2 separate regions of the Homo sapiens genome follow, and region 2 is linked to region 1. Evidence: read pairs that join two places in POLR2A ChIA-PET (ENCODE). Cell type or tissue: B cell. All regions are shown on one strand. Links, peaks and the distances in the headings refer to the core of each region. The heading gives the core; the rest is flanking DNA.

Evidence for each region. Peaks named below come from ENCODE experiments on the same cell type or tissue, not always from the same donor. Only the 100,000 strongest peaks of a DNase experiment are listed, where the experiment ranks them.
Region 2: POLR2A ChIA-PET joins it to region 1 with 16 read pairs; 2 of 35 experiments call an interaction of 5 or more read pairs at or near these places.

What each region holds. Positions count from the first base shown.
Region 1 is chr7:43,549,581-43,560,562 of GRCh38, reverse strand. It overlaps HECW1 (HECT, C2 and WW domain containing E3 ubiquitin protein ligase 1), which reads right to left. Exons shown (of 30, transcript NM_015052.5): 27 at 9,972-10,118; 28 at 8,227-8,341; 29 at 5,773-5,971. Among named protein-coding and RNA genes, the nearest start is that of STK17A, 28 kb to the left of the region's middle. RefSeq lists an enhancer at 5,292-6,491. In B cell, for the core only: no CTCF peak of the experiment used is centred there; no DNase peak of the experiment used is centred there.
Region 2 is chr7:43,674,389-43,685,370 of GRCh38, reverse strand. The region is part of intron 1 of COA1 (cytochrome c oxidase assembly factor 1); the gene reads left to right. Among named protein-coding and RNA genes, the nearest start is that of COA1, 50 kb to the left of the region's middle. RefSeq lists a cis regulatory region at 10,603-10,613 and an enhancer at 10,536-10,680. In B cell, for the core only: no CTCF peak of the experiment used is centred there; no DNase peak of the experiment used is centred there; H3K27ac peaks cover 2,102 bases.

The DNA.
Region 1 (10,982 bases), core at 1,782-9,781:
CCATCGAGAATCTAGGGAGGATGCTGGTGTTTTCATCTGCCCAGCACCCATTCCTCCTCCTGGCAGTCCTTGGGGAACTATCCCTAACCCCTACCTCCCTCCTCCCTGTCCCTTTCCCCGCTCAAGCTCCAAAGGCAGGCACAGGGCAGTAGAGTGTCTGGTCTTAGGCCTTAAAGACATAACTGGGAAGAAACATACGAATACAGATTGGCAGAATTCTTAAATTATTATCTAAGATTCAAACAGGCCTTCCTTTACTTTAAAAGAAAATAATTGAAATACTTTACCTAGATGTAAATATTTGAGTGAAAGGGAACTCAGTAAATTGAGTAGGATGGTTACAGTGATTTCTCTCTATGTTAAAAAGATTGCAATGAAACTAGAACATACATTGGGCTATGGCTAAACAGGCGAAGTGGGGTGAAAAATCCCAAGCATGCTTTTGGAACTAGCTGAATTAGCCAGGGGCGAGATAGGAGCAGGCATCATCTTCATAGTTTTCTTCCTCTGGTCATTTTAACTGGCACTCATGAGTGGAAATATTACAGAAAAAAAATCACCTTTACAAATTAGTTGGAACCAAATTAATTCTGTAAAAGATCATTTCTGGGAGTAAACAGAAAGCATTGACGAATAGCACCTAGTCTGAACACTCATGGTTTACTTACTAGTTGCTTTTATTGCATTTATTTAGAGCCTTGGTGAACTCCCTTAGTTTGTCATCTAGAATGAACGAACACAATCAAATCATGATCCAATTCAGCATTCCTAAGAGCTCACCACCCTCCAGGTGTGGTTCTGACAGCACCGAGTGCCTGCTTACCTCATTCCCGTGCACCAAACCAAGCATTGCCCGGTGGTGTGGGGCAGTGGACAGCAAGAAACCAGGGCTTGGAAGACTTCTATGCTGACCCCGGTCTAGTCACTTACCAGCTTTATGACACTGGAAAAGTCAATTAATCTTCCTGAGCCTCAGTTTTCTCACTTGTAAAGTGGGGATAATAATATATGCTGCGTGCACCTCAAAGGGTTATGGGGAGGATCAACGCCAGAACACACATAAATGCGTTTTGTAACCTGTGAATCATCATTTAAACATAAGATTCTCTTAATAATGCAACCATGATTGTGATAATGATTTGGGGAACCGTGTCATACTTGTGGCAACTGAAGCCTCTGGAGTTTTGCACGTGACCTACTGGCAGGTGACTCACTCTCTTCTCACACTTGGTGCGATGGATGTTTTGGAGATCTGCACGGGTCTTTAAGTTGTGTCGAATTCCATGCCATTGGTGTCAAGCTAGGGTTCCAGCATTTTGAGATAATTTTGGATTGGGTTGTGCCAATCCCTGTATTGTTTATCCTTCTAACTGTGTCATCTACACAGTTGATCTCCCCGTCTCCTCTATTTTTCCAAGTTATAGATTGAAATGTTAACCAACACAGGGCCAAAGAAAGTCTTGCTCCTCTCTACTAGAGACCACTTTAAGGTTGTCTAGAAACACACAAAAGTGGCAGCAGTCACTCCTCTTTGCTGCCAATTGTTCAGCCGGTTATGTAAGTTGTGTCTTCCCTTCATGCCAATCTTCTTCCACTGCCTAACTACAGCCTTGTTCTCTTCAGATAGGCCTTGCTCTCTTTCCTTCTAAATTTACTCTTTTTCAAGTTTGCCAATAACCTCTTGATCCCTAAATCCAGAAGCCCATACCGCTCCACCTGCTCCAGCTCTTTAAAAGCATTTGACAGCTCTTCCTCTGGAACATCTCCCTCCTTGGCTTCTCCTTGGTTTCTCAATGGCTGCCATTTTCTCTGCTGAGCTCCCTGATGGCACCCTCAGGCCTCCTTTGTAGGTCCTCTTCTGGCCTTAGGTACTAGAGAGCAGCATTTCTCAGCTTGACACGATTCACTTTTCAAACTTGATAACTCTTTGTTGTGGGAGCTGTTTTGTGCATTGTGAGATGTTTAGCAGCATCCTTGGCTTCTACTCAATGGACACCAGTAGCACCCCTTCCCCTCAACCAAAAATGTCTCCAGACATTGTCAACTGCCTCTTGCGGGGGAAGAGGGGCAAAGTCGCCTTCCCCAGCCCCACTTTGAGAATCACTGCTACAGAGTAAACCAACTACTAACTTAACCAGGCCTCCAACTCCACCCTGGGTCTGGGCTTAGTTTACATCTGCAGTGAAACATGTTCATATTAGAATTTCGTTTGCAACTTTTAGGCCAGTTAATTGCTCATGACTCATAGCTTTGATATCCCTGGTCCCTGCCCCAAAGGTAAACCCAAAGATTCTCCCCTCTCCTTTATTCTATCTCCACACTGCCCAGTGCTACTTCGACTCTGACCTAGCTTCTGCCCTTCTCTTTCCTTCTGAGCCTTTCCTCTGTCCTCCTTTGAGCTCTTGTTCAAAGTAAAGAAACTTTGCCACCTCCTTAAGCTCTTTCCAGATGCTGCCTCCGGGTCCTAGTGTCCCATCTCCAGTTCTCATGGGTGGAAATTGCTCACTGCCCCACACGCTGTGACGTGGATGGACATTCTTCACACTCCCTGCTGTCAATTCCACGTCATGACTTTTGCAATCCTTGATCAGTTTCCATTCCTTTGAATCTCATGTCATTTAGATAATTTATTTTTAAAACCATAGGTTTTGGCTGGCATTTCATTTTAATGAAATAGGATAGAGCAGAAAATAGATTTTATTGCAGATAATAAGGGTAAAGTGCTGTTTTGAGGAACTTGAGTTTCAGATATACACACACATATGTGCAAATGAGTACATGTGCATGTCCTGAGTTGTGATATAAAAGGCATTTCTTTCTGTGGACTATGGTTTAAGAAGCTTGAAAATCAGTGATCCAGATAGATCTTTGGTTCCTTCTGACCCTCTGAACTTCTAACTTATTATGACTATTATCTGGCACTTTGCTGAAGTCTTCTTTTCCACTTCAAGTCCTCCTACCAGACTGTGTGGCAACTAAGTCCACATGGCTGACAGGGTGAACACCCAAGCCCCCAGTTCCTTGACCTCAACTCCAGTGACAGTCCTGCCTCTCATCTACTTCAACTATGAAATTATATCCCAGAAGCCTCTACCCTCAAAGTCCTTTCTCCTGGCCCTCACACATCTTTTAGCAGGCAGGGGCTTGGACTGACACAAAGGTTTTATGTAGCCTGGGCTATGACCGGGTTTTGCTGTGGCGGTGTCTGGCGCTCTCATCTGGGAAGCCAGTTGCCTTTCCTTTCTGCAGAGGAAGGACTTGAGGAAAGAGCTGAAGGCTGCCTCTCCCAGAGTGCAGGCCACATGCACTGTGGCTCACAGTACCTGGGAAGCCCATGCCACCCTGGGTCTGCTTTGCTTCCTGCCTGCTCAGGGCTTCCTGTCACCTGCCATAGTCAGGTCAGGTCTTCCCGAACGACAGTTTCTGGAAGTCAGAGGTTCTTTCTTTCTATCCACACATAGATGACATTTTTTTAGGTTCTTTGATCTTCAGACATTGTCCAAAGGAGATTGGACAGGGGTCACTATTCAGGGAGTTATTTTCAGTGTCCTCTTAGAGGCATTTGCTTCTTGTCCCAAGAAGAGGTCCCTACTTCCCCAAGAAACCATCTCGGGGGCTTGTGGTGCAGCAGCCCTCTTAGGGGTGCCTTGGTTCAGATATGAAGAACGTGTTCATAAGCCCAATGTCTGCCTTAGAAGCTCTCTGTGTGGGTTAATAATATTAATGTGTATTTCAAAGCTTCCAAAGCAAATATGGAAATTACATTCAATCTGTGACCCCAGATAACAGAAGCAATGACTCTCATTTCCTAAAGAATAGAGACTCCTCAGCACGGTCTTTTCTTTTTTCTTTCTTTTTTTTTTTTAATTTAATTTGAGACAAGGTCTCACTCTGTTGCCCAGCCTGGAGTGTGGTGGTGCAATCACAGTTCACTGCAGCCTCAGCCTCCTGGGCTCAAGTCATCCTCCTGCCTCAGCTTCCCAAATAGCTGGGACTACCGGTGCATGCCACCATGCCCAGCTAATTTTTTAAATTTTTTGTAGAGACGAGGTCTTGTCCTGTTGCCCAGGTTGGTCTTGAACTCTTGGGCGCAAGCTATCCGCCTGCCTTAGCCTCCCACAGTGCTAGGATTACAGGCGTGAGCCACTGCGCCCAGACAGCAGGGTCTTTTGTTTGTGGCTCACCAAACTCTTTCTCAACTGCATCCCCTGTGATGTTGCTCCGGGCATCTTACCCTCTGCACTGGCCAGCTGCACCTTCCTGAACACGTGCTGCCATTCCCCGCTCTCAGCCCTTGCTTGTGTTATTGCTTCAGCCTGGAAGCCCCCTTCTCCCTATTCCTTGCCTCCCAATCCTCCCCTAAATGCCAGTTTTTTAGTGGCATGTTCTCTAGGCAACTTGATTAGGAGGCTCTGTTTCACACTCTCGCAGCACGCTGCTCTTACCCCCTGTGCTCCTCTGATTCTACCTTGTGCTGTGATTAGTTACTATCAGGCCGTGTTCTCCCTAGATTGCAGGTTCCCACGGGCAGGTGTGTGGTTGTAGCTCAGCCCCTCCTCAAGCTGCATGCTATCATCAGTGATGACTCAAGCTGCATTTCTCTAAAATAAAAGCAAGATGTTTCCAAATAACTATATTCTTGAAATCATCATTCAACTTAACAAATGCAAATTCTGCCTTTTTAGTCTTCTTTTCTTGCCAGACTTACATTCACTAGGTTTAGCTATTGGTAGAGCCATGCAAACAACAAAGACCCTTGGAACTGAGGGTCTGCTGAACTGAGTGGGTGAAGCCAGGGCTGAAGCCTGCACCAGGGTGTTCAGCTGTGGTTAACCAGCTGGGCATGCCCATGAATGCTGACCGACACCAGGTGAATTGTCCTCGGGGAAAATCTGGGAAACCTAGGTGAAAGCTATAGTCCAGTAAATCCTTCTGCAATAAGGATTTAGCAAAGGTATTTGGGTGGCCATGTAGAAATAGAGCTGAGTTAAATGCAAAGCTTCTTTATAATTCGAACGTATCCTATTAGCAAAAGATAATAGGGGTCAATCTTTTCTTCTGTCTGTTGCAGCAGCGTTTCTCACTATAGCGCCTATGCACAACTGTCTCTTCAGTGCTTCCTGATCAGGAATGCACTACCCAGAGTGGCATAGAAAGGATTCAGGAAGTGCTGGGATTAAAACTCACAGTGCAGGGAATTTCTTCTGTAAAACTGCCTGGAGCCCCAGCGTCTCCTTTTCCACATTTATCCCACAATAGATGTGCTTTCTAAATAGAAGTCACCATAGAGACCCAGAGATACATGTATCCCCACATGTTCTAAAACTTGATAGGAAAAATCCGACACACCACAAATATATAATGATCCTATGAAGTATCAAGTGATACGCTGCAGAAGTACAGATAACGATGCTCGAGAGGTTACTTCCAGGTTCCAGCATTTTTATATTAATGTCCTTGCCTCTGCCCTCTCCTGTGTCAGACATTCATCTTTAAATTAAGTTGGGCTATGACAGCATCCCACAACTGACACATGGACCAAGATATTACAGCTCAAATACCATCAGTCATCAAAACCTCCCTAAGAATAATATAGTTTCAGTGCAAGTCTCACAGCCACCTCACCTTCACCTTTCCCTAATAACTCCAATGACAATACTTTGGGTGACAGGAAAGAATTCCATCCCAAAGGATGGTCACTCAAAATCAAATAGCAAAGTATACTTTGCCCTCTTCAGCAGGTTTCCCCGAAGGCTGGCAGGAGCTCTGTACCTGGGGAGAGAAGTAATTTTCCCCCATTTCTCTATGCAGAAGCGCCGAAGCCCATTGCTCCCACGGAGGGCTGCGAAGCCTTCGTAGGGCACGCTGGATGTTCCCGTGACAAACTGCAGTAATCTCAGCCTCTGCTCATTATTGAAGCGCTCCACCGCAGCCCAGAACCAGCGGATCACAAGATGCCCATCGTGGTAACCTGCACGAGGCAAAGGGAGGGAGGAAGACAGGATGTGGAGAAAAGAGGAAGGGGTGAGGAGGGAGAGAGAGATCAAACACATCAGGTATGATAGGAACGGAACCGCTGCTTTTGATCTGATTTCTCTTGTGATGGCCTTTAGAGAGGTCTAAAACAATTTGTGCAACCAGGTCAAGTTTTAGAACAAGAGCAGATTTAGAAAATAGTCATTTTATAAAAGGACTTTATGTTCTGTGATGTTCTCAGAGATGTCTGCTTTCTATTTAAACAACTGAGACTCCACTTAAAATGTTCCTGCCTCATATAGGTGTAGATAAGGAGTAGAAGGGCCTGGTAGAGACCAAAGGGCCTATGAATATAATATTGCATCATATTTCCTTTGTTTTGCTGTCTTAGCTCTTGGCAACCACATACCACGGGAGAGTCTAGGACTTACCAGTCTAGGCTGGAGGCGAACAGCCAGTTTCGTGAACAGGAGATCCCAGGCTCTCCCCTTGAGCAGCTGCTCTCAGGCCAGCCCTGGATGGATACATGCTGGGCCCATGGATTAAGTACTGGGTCCCTCTCACAGTAAGCTGGGGAGACCATGCTTGGATATATCAATTAAACGATTTGCCATTGACTGCAAATGCAAGAGGCATTCAGAGAGAGGAGAAATCTATGTGTGCCAAGGTAGAAGCAAGGAAAACTTCAGAAAGGAAGTGAAGCTACGAGCAGCGTGCAAAGGGCTTGTGCAAGTGGAGGGAAGAAGGAGGACATTCCTGGCAGGAAAAATAAAGAATAACAAGAAAGAGGAGGAAATATGCAGGCAACAGTAAGCCACTAGAGTAGAGGTGTGTCTGGTGAAGGCAGGAAGGAATATTTCCGGGGGGTGTTATGGGGCCTTAACAGCCAGGCAGAGACTTTTTTTTTTTTTTTTTTTTGAGACAGAATCTCGCTCTGTTGCCCAGGCTGGAGTGCAGTGGCATGATCTTGGCTCACTGCAACCTCTGCCTCCCGGGTTCAAGGGATCCTTCTATCTCAGCCTTTTGAGTAGCTGGGACTACAGGCATGTGCCACCACACCTGGCTAATTTTTGTATTTTTTTTAGAGGCAGGGTTTCACCAGGCTGGTCTCGAACTTATGAGTTCAAGCAATCTGTCTGCCTTGGTCTTCCAAAGTGCTGGGATTACAGGCATGAGTCACCATGCCCAGCTAGGCAGACAGCGGTTTTCATTCTATACCGATTTTATACTATAAGAGGCATTGCGGGGCTGAGTGTACTGGGGACATGAGGGAGGCTGAGGCGATGCCCCCAGCTCACTCTCTACTGTATTGATGGGATTTCTCTGTGATATTGTAAATGAAGAGTTGTGAGGCTAACAAAACCCTTCAAATCTATAAGTAATAAGGAACTTGTTTTGTGGGTAGGGAAGTGGCCTGATGAAAACAATGTTTCAGGAAGACAGGTCTGGCAGTGTGCAAGGTGAGTATTTAGGAAGGGTTAGACATTAGCTTTGGTGAAGGCCACGGTTAGAACCGTGTTGTGGCAAACCAGGATTGAGGCAGAGAGGGCTCCAATTCTGTAGGAAATGAGACACCCTTCCCTGGAGCCATGCACACTGCTCAGGAGCTGGGTCCTGGATGGAATGTTCTCTGCAAGCCTCTACATCGAGTTAAGCCAGAGACTCGACCAATATGAGGACGATGTCACCTGAAGGAAAGTTCAGGTTGGGAGTTGGAGAAAGGCATGTACAAGCTCCTGCTTTGTACTGAAGTAAGGCCAAGCTTTTTGTAGTCTTCAAAAAGTGATGAGTTATATATACATGCAATGGAATGTTATTTGGCTATAAAAAGGAATAAAATACTGAAACATGCTACATACAACATGGATGAACCTCAAAACAGTAGGCTAAGTCAAAGAAGCCAGACACGAAAGACTACATTTTGTATGATTCTATTTATATGGCATATCCAGAATAGGCAAATCCATTGAGACAGAAGGCAGATTGATGGTTGCCAGGGGTTGGGGGAAAGGGGCGTGAGAGTGAGAGCAACTGCTTCATGGGTACAGGGTTTCCTTTTGGGGTGATGAAAATATTCTGGAAGTAGCTAGAGGCAATGGTTGCACAAAACTGTGAATGTACTAAATGCCACTGACTTGTTCGCTTTAGTCAATTTTATTTTACATCAATTTCACCTCAACAAAACAATCTTTTGGAAAGTGCTGAGTTCTATTTGTGATCATTGCATCATTACAGCTCCTGCCCACTCACCTCCCCGGTACTCAGTGTTATTCCGCCAGTCATTTAGGTCGATTTCCGCGGTGCCAGCTATCACCAGCTCCAGCTCCCTGGCATCAAACACGGACACCAGCCTCGAGTCTACAACCTGAAATGCAGGTTAGGCTTCAGCATCCAGGTCCAAACACATGGAAAGGCTATGTTCATTATTATATTTATGTGGGTTAAACTGGGAAATTGACCATCACTGGCAATACTTTTTTTGAGTCTGTAATCATTTTTAACTTGAAAATTATTGCTATGATCTGAATGTTTATATCCTTTTCCTTCCCCAAATTCATATGTTGAAATCTTCACCCCTGAGGGGATCGTATTAGGAGGTGGGGCCTTTGGGGGGGTGCTTAGATATGAGAGCTTCATGCTTTTATTAAACACGCCCAAGACAGACCCCGTGTCCCTTCCTCCACATGAAGACACAGGGAGAAGGTACCATCTATGAACCAGAAGGTGGCCCCTTACCAGACACCAAATCTGCTAGTACCTTGATCTTGGACTTCCTAGCCTCCAAAACTGTGAGAAAAAAATGTCTGTTGCTGCAAGCCACCCACCTCACAGTATTTTGTTATAGCAGCTTGAACGATGATCATTGACTTAAATATTTTAGAACACAAGCCTTCATGAGCGGGGAACAGAAAAAAGAATCGCATGCTCCACTCCTAATGCTCCCTCTCAGAATGATTCTGTAAACAAATCTGACTCGACTTTCTTAAGTCACATTGAAGTTTTCAAATAATATTGGATTTTAAAGGCCAAGAGTCCACATCACTTTGAAGGACTTATTTAATAGCTATTAGTATTACTATTTCACTTAAAATGTAACCTTTCACATGCAATTATGACTTATTTCCTAAAATTGAGCATTTGTATTAAAACGACTGTATTTTCCATCCCTTCTCAAACCATGACCCTAAGATTAAAAGCCTCATGCTCACTGGACTGAGCTAGCTGGGTGGAAATTTGTCTTTTCCTTCTCTTCTTCTCTCACTTCCTTCCTCCCTCCTTAGAGATCTGGGAAGACTTGTTTTGTTAGGGTTCTGCATTCTGACTTTGCATCTTGTGCCAAGTGTACCCAGGCACAACTGAGGTCCTGTGGTGGTACCTCCTTTAATCAAACCAGTGGTGGACAAGACCATGGCCAGTGCACTTCTCCATTCTGGCAGGGAAGGAGAGCCTTCCACGACCCAAGACCTGAGAAAACGTTTATAGCCTCTGGTTTTTAAACTGGAGTTCAAGGACATCATAGGATGTCTAGCGGCCCTCCCTGTCTTCCTCATTTACCACTCAGCATAGATTACGTGGCACAACATGATGCTATAACAAAATAAAATTCTAGTGACAGTGGACAATACCCCCCAATGTCTTCACTTCACTTATTTTTGTTTCATTGACTGAAAGGAAACACCAGCTGCATATATTGTGACAAGAGATGCTAGATGTTTTCACGTCTGGCACGCCAGGGTCACATGCCAGTTGCTTGAAAGCATTTTTCACCCATAAGAGTTGAGTTTCCCAGAGAACTCTGACCCCTCAGCCCTCCACCACAAGAAGATCCTCAGTACTCCCTGGTGAGGAGCACTCGCTGAGCCCACTGCCCACCTTGGCTCTCCCTCTCTGTTTTCACCACCTGAGCTGCTGCTCCCTCAGGGAGCCTGGAGGATGAGGCCCCGTGAAGCAGCACCCTGGCCACAGCTTGCCTTCCCCAGGCCACCGGGCCTCACCTCGTAGAAGCCGCGCACCAGCGCCTCGGTCTGCTGTACCACGCCGCGCTCCACCCGCCACTTCACCATGCGCTCGATGTACTCCTTCTTGTTTTTCTCCGTCACCTGTGTGTTGGCTCCTCCAGACTTCAACTCCCTTTCCGTGACCTTGTAGGAAAACAGAAATATTGCGATGCTTGTCAGTTCTGCTTATCTCTCAGGGAGGCACACTGATTTTAGGGGGATGACCGTATGCCAAAAATCCTCTACAGGGCATTATTCAGCATTATTATCCCTGGAGTCTTTTTTCCTTGCTAAAGGTCACTAAAAGAGCTCTGGCTGTTCTAAGCAGATTGGAGCACAGTGGTGCAATCATAGCTTATTGCAGCCCTGCATTCCTGGGGGCAAATGACCCTCCTGCCTCAGCCTCCTGAGTAGCTGGGACCACAGACAAGCCCCACTCCGCCTGGTTAATTTTTTTTCTTTCTTCTTCTTCTTCTTTTTTTTTGGTAGAATGTGGTCTATGTTGCCCAGGCTAGTCTTGAACTCCTGGCCTTAACTGATCCTCCCAACTCCAAAGTATTGGGAGCCACTGCACCCGACCTCTAAGCAGATTGCTAAGCACCTTGGAAAGGCTACAGTTTTTGTTTTATACAGAGGAAACAAGTTTCCTATACTCAAGAGGCATAATGGAAATAAAAGGAAAATGTCCTAGGTTGTCCCTAATGGTGAAGCTGAATGTCTCAACACTACAATCACATACTTGATGCCCCCAAATCTCAATGACAGCAAATTCTTAACAGCCATCAGCTTCCACTCCCACAGCTGGCCAGAAGACAGTGGTCTTCTGGCAGAGGGTGGGGTATAATATTACACAGCCAGGGCAGCCTGACCCTGGGAAGGGAACCAGAAGCATGTAGGCACACACAGCAAATGGCGCTGCCACTTGTGTGATGATGCCTGTTTGTTAGGACATGCTTGAGTCATCAGGGAAGGCTATTATCTGTGTATCATCTTTTCACAGGCAAGGAG
Region 2 (10,982 bases), core at 1,888-9,887, 120 kb before region 1:
AAATCTCATTTGGGTTGGATCTGTAATGTTGGACACCAGATGATGGTGAGAAGTCAAGTTTGAGAGTAGGATGTCTATAGGGCACCCCTTTGCCTCTTCCAGAGCATTTACAATGATTTTTGTGATGGAATTTGCCACTACTGGAAATGACCATGGTGGAGAGGTTATAAGAGACACACATTTTATTTATTCTTTTCCTTTTTTTTTTTTTTTTTTAAGAGATGGGAGTCTTGTTCTGTTGCCCAGGCTGCTGGATTATAATGGTGCAATTATGAATCACTGCAGCCTCAAACTCCTGGGCTCAAGTGATCCTTCTGCCTCGGTTTCCCAAAGTATTGGCATTACAGGTGTGAGCCACTGCTCACTAACTAGTGAGCTAGTTTTCACTGCTAGAAAAACTAGCCTTGTTTTTCTTGGTAGAGAATCTCTCACTCTCTTCACTGATGGCTTCAGAGGGAGATGAATGTGAAGATAATAAAGTCTAAAGTTTCTTCAGAGCTCAGTCTGTCTCTCTGGGGTCCCATTGCCTATTTCAGATTCTGAATGGTATTTCAGGCTACCCCAAAAGTGTCAGATCTGGTCAAGAGTGTTGTTCTTATGTACTATAGAGTGTGCCACTTTTTGAGCAAGCAGTCAAGTATGGTAGTTAAGAGCATGCACTGTGAATCTTTGCTATAAGATGGTGGCGTCTTGTACTTTCCAGACATGTTATTTTCCACTTTCAACCCCTTGCTCTTTATAGCCTTCATTGAGAAGAGGGGTCTCTATCCTTTCCTCTTGAATTTGCACTGGCTCACGACTAGCCACAACTAGATTATGACCAATAGAATATGGTGAAAGTAATGCACGATGACTGAGGCTAAGTCAGAAAAGGCAGTGCAGCCTTCACCTTGTTTTCTGGGACACTTGCTTTTGGATCTCTGTGCTGCCATGTATGATGCTTGGCTATTCTGAAGCTGCAATGCTGTGAAGAAAGCTCAGGCTACAGAGAAAGGCTATATGTAGGACCCTAGTTCAGGGGTCCCCAATCCCATTCACCCACTCCCGGCCGCACAGCAGGAGGTGAGCTCTGCCTCCTGTTAGATCAGCAGCTATATTGAATTCTTATAGGAGTGCGAACCCTGTTGTGAGCTGTGCATATGAGGGATGTAGTTTGAGTGCTCCTTATGAGAATCTAATGCCTGATGATCTGAGGTGGAAGGTTTTATCCCAAAACCATCCCCCTGCCTCCTCTGTGGAAAAAAAATTACCTTTCTTGAAACTGGTCCCAGTGTCAAAATGGATGGAGACTGCTGCCCTAGTTGACAGCTCCAGTTTAGATTCTAGCCGACAGTAGCATCAACAATCGCACATGTAAGTGATTTCCTCAAATGATTCCGGTCCCATTGAGTCATCCCTAATTGTTGTGTCTTTTCAGTTGTGACCTCAAACATTGTTCCTTACCTTTGTGTTTGCTCTAAATTACTGACCCACAGAATTCATGCGTATGATAAAACTGTTTTTTCAAGTTGCATTTTGGTGACTTTCTTATGCAGCAAGAATAAAAACTTTGGCAAATTCTTGACTTTTGTGTCCCCTAGTTTCCAATCTTTAAAATGGTGATAATAATAGTACTTCTTCAGAGAAATGAGTTAGTATGTGTAAAGCACTTAAAACAGTACCTGGCACATAGTAAAGGTACTAAATTTGAACTACTTACTGAGAGAAATTCATTAGACTATTAAATGTTTTTTTTTTGAGACAGAGTCTCGCTCTGTCGCCCAGGCTGGAGTGCAGTGGCGCAATCTTGACTCACTGCAAACTTCACCTCCCAGGTTCATGCCATTCTCCTGCCTCAGACTCCCGAGTAGCTGGGACTACAGGTGCCTGCCACCATGCCTGGCTAACTTTTTGTATTTTTTTAGTAGAGATGAGGTTTCACCGTGTTAGCCAGGATGGTCTTGATCTCCTGACCTCGTGATCCACCTGCCTCGGCCACCCAAAGTGCTGCGATTACAGGCGTGAGCCACTGTGCCTGGCCAACTACTAAATGTTTTTGGGAGCATAGTTATGTTAAAAATAGTGAGCTCAGGGTTACTTTACTAATGAAATGATCATTATGATATGTAAAAAGGAAAAAAAACACAACTATATGACTTTTCTTAATTTGAAGTTATTTTCCACATTTGAGGAGTTAACGATTCTGATAATTGTTCTCAAGAGTATCAGTTGGTGGCTGGGCATGGTGGTTCATGCCTGTAATCCTAGCACTTTGGGAGGCCGAAGCTGGCAGATCACTTGAGGTCAGGAATTTGAGACCAGCCTGGCCAACATGGTGAAACCCCATCTCTACTAAAAACCCCATCTCTACAAAAATTAGCCAGGCGTGGCGGTGGGCACCTGTAAACCCAGCTATTCAGGAGGCTGAGGCACAAGATCACTAGAATTTGGGAGGCAGAGGTTGCAGTGAGCCAAGATCGTGCCATTGCACTCCAGCCTGGGCGACAGAGCAAGACTGTGTCTCAAAAACAAACAAACAAAAAACCCCAAAAAACAAACTATCAGCTTGTATAGGTAGGCTGTCTCCTCAAAATAACCTTGGCTTTCCTTGCTTGCCTGTTTATAGCTACCTATGAATTAAATGCTTTTGAAATGCATTTGTCATTTCCTTGATTATCTAGAATGACAAATTCTGTGTTTACTCGATAGAGTAGAACTTTAAAAAAAATCATCCTAAAATGTCATGTTCAAACTTTAAGTGATGTGGAGAAGAAATCAGTGTTTATATCATTATGTATAAAATCATTATAGACATTTATACTTTTCAGATGTTTACAATAATTATGTCTCAATTTTCATCTTTCTGTTGTGAAAGAATTCGGATTACTTCACTTTCTGTAATAGTACCTGTCACCGTGACATTTTAGTTGACCATGTTCAAACAGAGATCAATATCAACTTCTTTGTTTAAAAAATGTACCTATTGAAAAATATTTACTTTAGGCTAGCCATGTATGATATGCTTTCTTCCAGTTTCTCATTAAAATATGCGTATAGTTCCATAATGGCATTGAGAAAAGTAGTGATCAATAATTTCTCAGTTTTAAAGTTGTTTCTACTAACTACTTACTACATTGGAGTAGACTAAGAAAGTCTTAGTGGTCTGTTTATGGTTTGACTTCTAAAACAGGAGATTAACGTGGGAAGTGGGTAGGAAGAGGCTTTGATCTATTCCTGTTGTTCATACCTTGGAGACATGGGTTACCATGAATGACTATGGGAACTTGCACTATTTCGTTCATATTATGTATTTTATTACATATTAAAAGCCCATTAACCTCCTTAGAGATTTTTCTCTCTCCCAACTCTTCCAAACCCGCACGTTCCACACTATTTTTTATACATCTATTCAGAGACTAAATTTCCAATGTGCAATATGGAAGAGAATGAAAAGAAGGTGTTAGGATATTACATTCCAGGGATGTGATGTAGCAGTAGATGTGGTGTTAAGAAGAACCTTAAAAGGAGTGTGCTTTTGGGTTTTCAGGTTATCATTTATTTTCTGTTAAAAGACAAACTACAGAATGTTCCTGTTGATGTAGGAATGAATTCTCATAATATGAGAAGAAAGGAATAATAGATTTTAAATCAGCCCAACTTGGTTGTACTGCCTGCTTAGTACTATAAATTCAGCCATGGACTGTGTGTGTCAGCCTGTACACTTAAAACCTAACCAAATTAAGTGTGAGCAAATTTTCACCATCCACATTGATAGTGATGGGAATCAAGGGCAGTCTACAATACCCTGCCATTAAAAATTGTACCTTATTTTTGCAAGGATGATTTTCATGGGGACTATGAAAGAAATCTGTGTGAAAGATATCTCCGTAAAAGAAGGGAACCATTTCCCCAAAGATGCGGAAGAAAATCTTAAAAATAATATTGAATATGATTTATTACGATGTACAAAAGATATTTGTGAGAAGTGTCAGATTTTATTCTTAGTAACAGAGCAAAAAATATGACCTCTAGGAAACCAAAACAAAGTTATAACAAAAAATCAGAATGAGATTTTAAAAGGAGCTGGAATAAAGATGACCAAAAGAAAACAGTGACAACAATCTAAAAATGCAATAGCCAAAATCTGTAATGGCAGTTGCACATAGCAGAGCTGATCCTGCAGAAAATGGAGTCAATCCTATATACGATGAATGGGTCAATCCTATAGTATTTATTTGAGATTTTTTTAGGAGGAGAAAAAAATGACAGAAATGATGAGGGTAAAAATGACAGATACTGAAGACAGAGAAGTGCCATACTGATGAATAAGTTCCTAATGGAGAAACCAGAATAAATGGAACAGAAGCAAAATATAAAAGCAGAAGGAAACTTTCTTGAGCTGAAAAGTACCCCCCTCCCCAGAGACAGGGTCTCACTATATTGCCCAGGCTGGAGTGTAATGGGGCAATCTTTGCTCACTGCAACCTCTGCTTCCTGGGCTTAAACCATCTTCCCATCTCAGCCTCCCGAGTAGCTGCAACTACAGGCACACGCCACCATACTTGGCTAATTCTTTTGTATTTTTTGTAGAGATGGGGTTTTGCCATGTTGCCCAGGCTGGTCTCGAACTCCTGGGCTCAAGTGATTCTCCTGCCTCTGCCCCTCACAGTGCTGGGATTACAGGTGTGAGCCACCATGGCCCAGCCACTTCAGCTGAAAAGTTCTGAAGCTGTAGTTCCACAGCGTAGGCTTATTGTAGGCAAAATTAATGAAAATAAATCTCTGTCTGTCTCAATTCTGGTAGCATTTATAATTTTTGGAGATAAAGGGAAAAACTCATAGATTTAAAAACACATAGGCTACTCTAATGATATAGAAGTCAGTCTTACTTCATTGCAGATTTCTTTTTATTTATCCTGCAATGCATTCATTTGGCTTCTTAAATCTATGATTTGGTAATTAGTTCTGGAAAAAGCCACTAACTGATAAAGTGTTTCTTTTCTCTATTCAGTTTTTGAAACTTTAATTAAAGACGTTTTGGGCCCTCTTTTATACCCTTTACATTTCTTATGCTCTCCTCCCTACTTACTTTTTTTTTTTTTTTTTTTGTCTCCCTGTCCCAAATTCTGTATGGTAACTTCCAAGTGTGTGCTGGTGAAATGGCTCTCCGGGGAAAAAGAAGCCCTGATTTGTAGCATTTGTTGATTTCCATAGTATAAATATCCTTATCAAGGGTAGTTTCAGGCAACCAATTTGACTTTACTGATGCAGAATTAGGAAGAGCTACACATAATTGGTTCTTGAAAGCTTATTCAAACTACTTCCAGCATATCTCTAGACTTGTCTTTTGTCTTTCCATTATTTATTATCTCTGAAGGTGAATCTAATCTGTTAAACCTTTCCATTCAGTTCTTAGTTGGAGTTATATTTTATTTTTAGTTCTAGAGTCTCTATTTTTTCTTTTAGAAATCTGTTACTATTTATAGTGTTTAGTTCTCTGCTAAATGTTTCCAACCTGTCATTTTATTTCTTCTGTCACAGAAAACACATAGAATCTGCATCTGATAATCCACTTTCTAAGGTTCTTTCCTGACCCCTTTTCCTTTCTGCTGCTTCTTATTCCTACATTTCTTGCATACTCCACTATCCTTGACTGGGGCCTGGATATTGCATTTGAAGAATTATTTATAAGACTGATTTTAAGTCCACAGCGTAGGTACTTAGACAGTGTGCACTTGTGTCTGACCGAAACTTGGGAGTATTCTAGTCCAGGGGATGATTACAGACCCAAGTTTGAAGTTTGAGAAAAGCAGTGTGATGTTAGACCATAATCTAGTTCATGTCATTCTCACTGTGAGGATGTGCCCCTTTAGGATTCCAGTTTATTGTGAGGAGAATCTCAGATTAGATGGCCCTTGTTGTGTGGCCCTCAGCTTTATTTCTATCTTGGTCACCCTGAGAATCTTTTAAAACATAGGTTCTAGTTTCCCATGACCAATAAAGATACTTTAGAGGAAATGTGGTTTCAGAACTTGCTTTTCATGCTGAGTTTTCATTCTCCTTGTACTTTTTTTTTTGTGGTAAAATATAACATAAAATTTAGCATTTTTTTTTTTTTTTTTTTTTTGCAATGGAGTTTAGCTCTTGCCCAGGCTGGAGCACAGTGCTGCGATCCCGGCTCACTGCAACCTCCGCCTCCCGAGTTCAAGTGATTCTCCTGCCTCAGCCTCCCCAGTAGCTGGGACTACAGGCGCACGCCACCATGCCCAGCTAATTTTTTGTATGGGGTTTCACCATGTTGGCCAGGCTGGTCTCGACCTCCTGACCTCAAGTAATCAACCCGCCTTGGCCTTCAGAAGTGTTGGGATTACAGGCGTGAGCCACCACGCCTGGCCCTCAAGATACTTATAAATTTTCCTTTTGATTTTTCTTTGACTTAAAGGTGGAATTGGTGGATCATATGGTAATTCTGTGTTTAATTTTTTGAGGAACTGCCATATTTTCCACAGCAGCTGCACCATGTTATATTCTCACCAGTAATGCCATAATGGTTACAGTTTCTCCACATTCTAGCCAACATTTGTTATTTTCTATTTTTTTTTAAATAATTGCCATTCTAATGGGTGTGAAGTAGTGGTGTCTTATTGTGGTTTTGATTTGTGTTTTTCTGATGATGTTGAGCATCTTTTCATATGCCTATTGGCCATTTCATATCTTCTTTGAAAAAACATCTGTTCAAATCCTCTTCCCATTTTTGAATTTGCCTATTTTTTGTTGTTGAATTTTAGGAGTTCTTTATATATTCTATATAGTAGTCCATTATCAGATGTGTGAGTTGCAAATATTTTTTCCAGTACTGTGGGTTGCCTTTTAACTCTGTTGATAGTGTTTTCAGTTTCGATGTAGTCCAGTTTTGTCTATTTTGTTCTTTTGCTGCTTGTGCTTTTGATATCATATCCAAGTAATCATTGCCAAATCAAATGTGACAGAACTTTCCCCATATGTTTTCTTCTAAGAGTGTTATACTTTTAGCCCTAATGTTTATGTATTTGATCCATTTTGAGTTAATTTTTGTGTATGTTGTAAGCTAAGGGTCCAACTTCATACTTTTGCATGTGGATATTTATTTTCCCAGTGTTATTTGTTGAATTCTCTTTTTAGTTTTTACTTGGTAATTTCTTACTATCTTGTAATTTTTCAGTTCTTTTGAAAAGATGTTTTAAAATACTTTATACAAATTACTAAGTTGTTTTCAACAGGAAGGTTCATCTCTCAAACCCAACTCACTGTTATTAGTAATAGGAAAAATTTAGTGTTTCAAATCAACTTGATGAGAACACATGTGCTACCTGAATCCTCTAGGAGGGAAATTGCCTGTAGTCAGTGTTGTTAGTTTTTAAATACTGTTTGGTTGCAATTTTCATGGGAAAAAGGTACAGCTCATTAGCACATATCTGTATCTATATATGTATATATTTTGTATAACTAAATTCAGTAGGCTGAATTTCATCTTAGATTATAAACCTTTTTAAGTATTAAAAGACTTGTTAGAGGAGCAAATTACAATTTTTTTTTTTTTTTTTTTTTTTTTAAGACAGAGCCTCCCTTTCTCACCCAGGCTAGAGTGCAGTGGTATATGATCTTGGCTCACTGCAACCTCCTTCTCCTAGATTCAAGCGATTCTCTTGCCTCAGCCTCCTGAGTAGCTGAGATTACAGGCATGCACCACCACACCCAGCTAATTTTTGTATTTTTAGTAGAGGTGGGGTTTCACCATGTTGGCCAGGCTGATTTCGAACTCCTGACTTCAGGTGATCCACCCTTCTTGGCCTCCCAAAGTGCTGGGATTACAGGCGTGAGCCACTGAGCCCAGCTACAGAACAAAGATACAATTTTTTGTCAAGGATATGGGAATCATTAAAGCATTCCTGTTTCTCTCTTTTATTTGGCAAACCTCTGTTTTATTATCCCAAAACTTACTAAATAATAATTTTTCCTTTTTTGGTCATTAAATAAGTTCATACACCACATATATTAAATAAACGGTGTTAGAGTTTGTCCTTCCTTTTATGTTGTTAACTGAAATGGGTTTCTTTCCCAGATGTTTTAAAAGAGCATTTGTTGAGGAATAATGTAGTTTTTAAAGACTCCACAGTTTCTTTACCAATGCTGTAAAAGTTATGTTTAGAAAGAATTGAGTATTTTTCTCTATAGTATTTCCATGAACTTTCTTCTAATATTCAACATGAGAAATCTGAAAATGCTTACAAGAAAAACATATAGAAAGCAAAGAATTCTTAAGGCCAAGAAAGTGGAACATTAAGCATTTTGATCTGTTAGGCATCGTACAAAGGATGAAGAGACCCACCCCAAGGGGACTTAACAGTTGGCAAGGACAACCATAGTATCATAAATAAATTAAGCTAGAAAAAATACTAATGCATACTGTACCTCTATTATTTTAAGAGTGTAGAGCTTTCTTACACAATTCTTAGTGATAAATTCTCTTTGCTACCATTGACCATATAGTTTAAAATTTTCAGTTATTTTTTTCAGCCAACTTTGGATGTGTTCTGAAGTTTTTTTTTTTAAATTGACACATATTAATTGTACATATTTATGGGGTACAATGTGATATTTTGATACATGTGTACAATGTGTAATGATCAAGCCATGGTAATTAGCATATCCATCATCTAAAACACATCATTTCTTTTTGTTGGGAACATTCAGTATCCTCTTTTTTGCTGTTTGAAACTATATATTATGTTACCTATAATCATCCTACTGTGCTTTAGAACACTAGAACACTAGAATCTTCTGTTCTACTTTTTACTTATATGAGATCAACTTTTTTTAGCTTCTGCACATGAGTGAAGATGTGGTGGTGAACTTTCTGTCCTAGCCTATTGCACTTAATGTCTTCTAGTTCCATCTGTGTTGCTGTGAATGACAGGATTTCATTCTTTTTTTGTGGCTGAATAGTATTCTATTGCGTATATATACCACATTTTCTTTACCCATTATTCTGTTGTTGGACACTAGGTTGATTCCATATCTTGGCTATTGTGAATAGTGCTGCAGTAAACCTTATTTCTTTTTATTGTTTGTAAGTTTTTCACCCAGTAGGAAATCTGTAAGGCTTAGGTCTTCTATTTAAAATGTCACCTATTTAATCATGTTTAATTAGGTTGATGGAGGGGCAACTTTCCTATTTTTAAAATTTTGAAAACAAAGTGGATACTAATCGTACTTTCTTAAAATGGTATGCTGCTAACATTTTAAATTTAATGTTTTAAGTTGTATTTCTTTTACGAGATTTCTTTATTAGTAGCTACTTTGTTTATGAGGGAGCAGGGATAGGATTCCCATAAGTGAGAATAAGAAGCAGTTATCACCGATGGGTAGTAATTTTTAGGGGTCTGTTAAGGGTCTCTTAATATTAAAGGAATCAGAATAATACCATAATTCTTTTATTTAAATAGTACAAGTGAGCCATTGATTAACATCTGGCTTAGATGTTAATCTAGTGTTAGAATTAGATGTTAGATGTTAGAATTCAGTATAGGATCCCTTGATAAGATTTTTTAATGTAAGTTCTCTTGAACCAGTAGCACCTTTTTTCCCTTCAAAGTGTAATCTTGACATCTCTCTACAATTCAGAGTAGTGAATGGTCCTCAGGTGTTTAGCAGGTAATTTGTTACATGTAAAAATTAAAGTTTGTAATTAATATACCTCTATGCTACAAATTAGGGTGGATTTACACTTACTCTTTTTTTATTTTATTATTATTATACTTTAAGTTTTAGGGTACATGTGCACAATGTGCAGGTTTGTTACATATGTATACATGTGCCATGTTGGTGTGCTGCACCCATTAACTCGTCATTTAGCATTAGGTATATCTCCTAATGCTATCCCTCCCCCCTGCCCCCACCCCACAACAGTCCCTGGTGTGTGATGTTCCCCTTCCTGTGTGATGTTCCCCTTCCTGTGTCCATGTGTTCTCATTGTTCAATTCCCACCTATGAGTGAGAACACACGATGTTTGGTTTTTTGTTCTTGGGATAGTTTGCTGAGAATGATGGTTTCCAGTTTCATCCATGTCCCTACAAAGGACATGAAGTCTTCATTTTTTATGGCTGCATAGTATTCCATGGTGTATATGTGCCACATTTTCTTAATCCAGTCTATCGTTGTTGGACATTTGGGTTGGTTCCAAGTCTTTGCTATTGCTTGAAATAGTTTTGACATGTTTCCTTGAGCAGAGGAGAAAGTGATGGTGTTACAGTGAGTGCACTTATTTATTCTATAGCCTGACAGAGTATTTGTGATTGTAAATGTCATCTGTTTGTGTTGGGGAAGAACAAAAAATGAAGGGCTACTCCTGTGTTCAGGGTTTCTAAGAAAAACACAAAGTGTAATATCTGTTGAAAACAAACTTGGATGATGACTTTTAACCTTTAAAATTACCTTCAGCCAAGCACGTCTATCAACTTTACCAGCTGTTTTGAAAATACCTAATACCTGTGCCATGGTTCAGCTGTGAAGAGGACAGAGTTGGTTTGAATAAGAGTAGTTATAGGAAGTTTGTCCTTAAAAGTCCTGAAGATAAGTCTTGATGCTGAGTCATACATATTTACTCCCTCTGTGACTAACTGAATAAACTCAATTCATCAAGGAAATCGTGTCCTTGACTCAGGTCCATTTGTCACAAATCACACCCTCCAACTTTAGGATTACATCAGACTAAAATTATGGACAAAGCAAGTTGCTATGTTAATTCTTTTCTAACACAAGGAGTGGTTTATCATCACATTGCCCACAGTAATATCATTGCAGTTTTATATGTTTAGGGTGATTTCTCCAACTCTTCCTCAAAATTATAGAGTTTTATAAAGCCATTTTCATTTTTGGAGCAAGAAAGAAGTAAGCTTTGTTGTGTATTAGATGCTTACCACTTGCCAAACGTTGTATTATATGGAACATGAGACAAGTAACA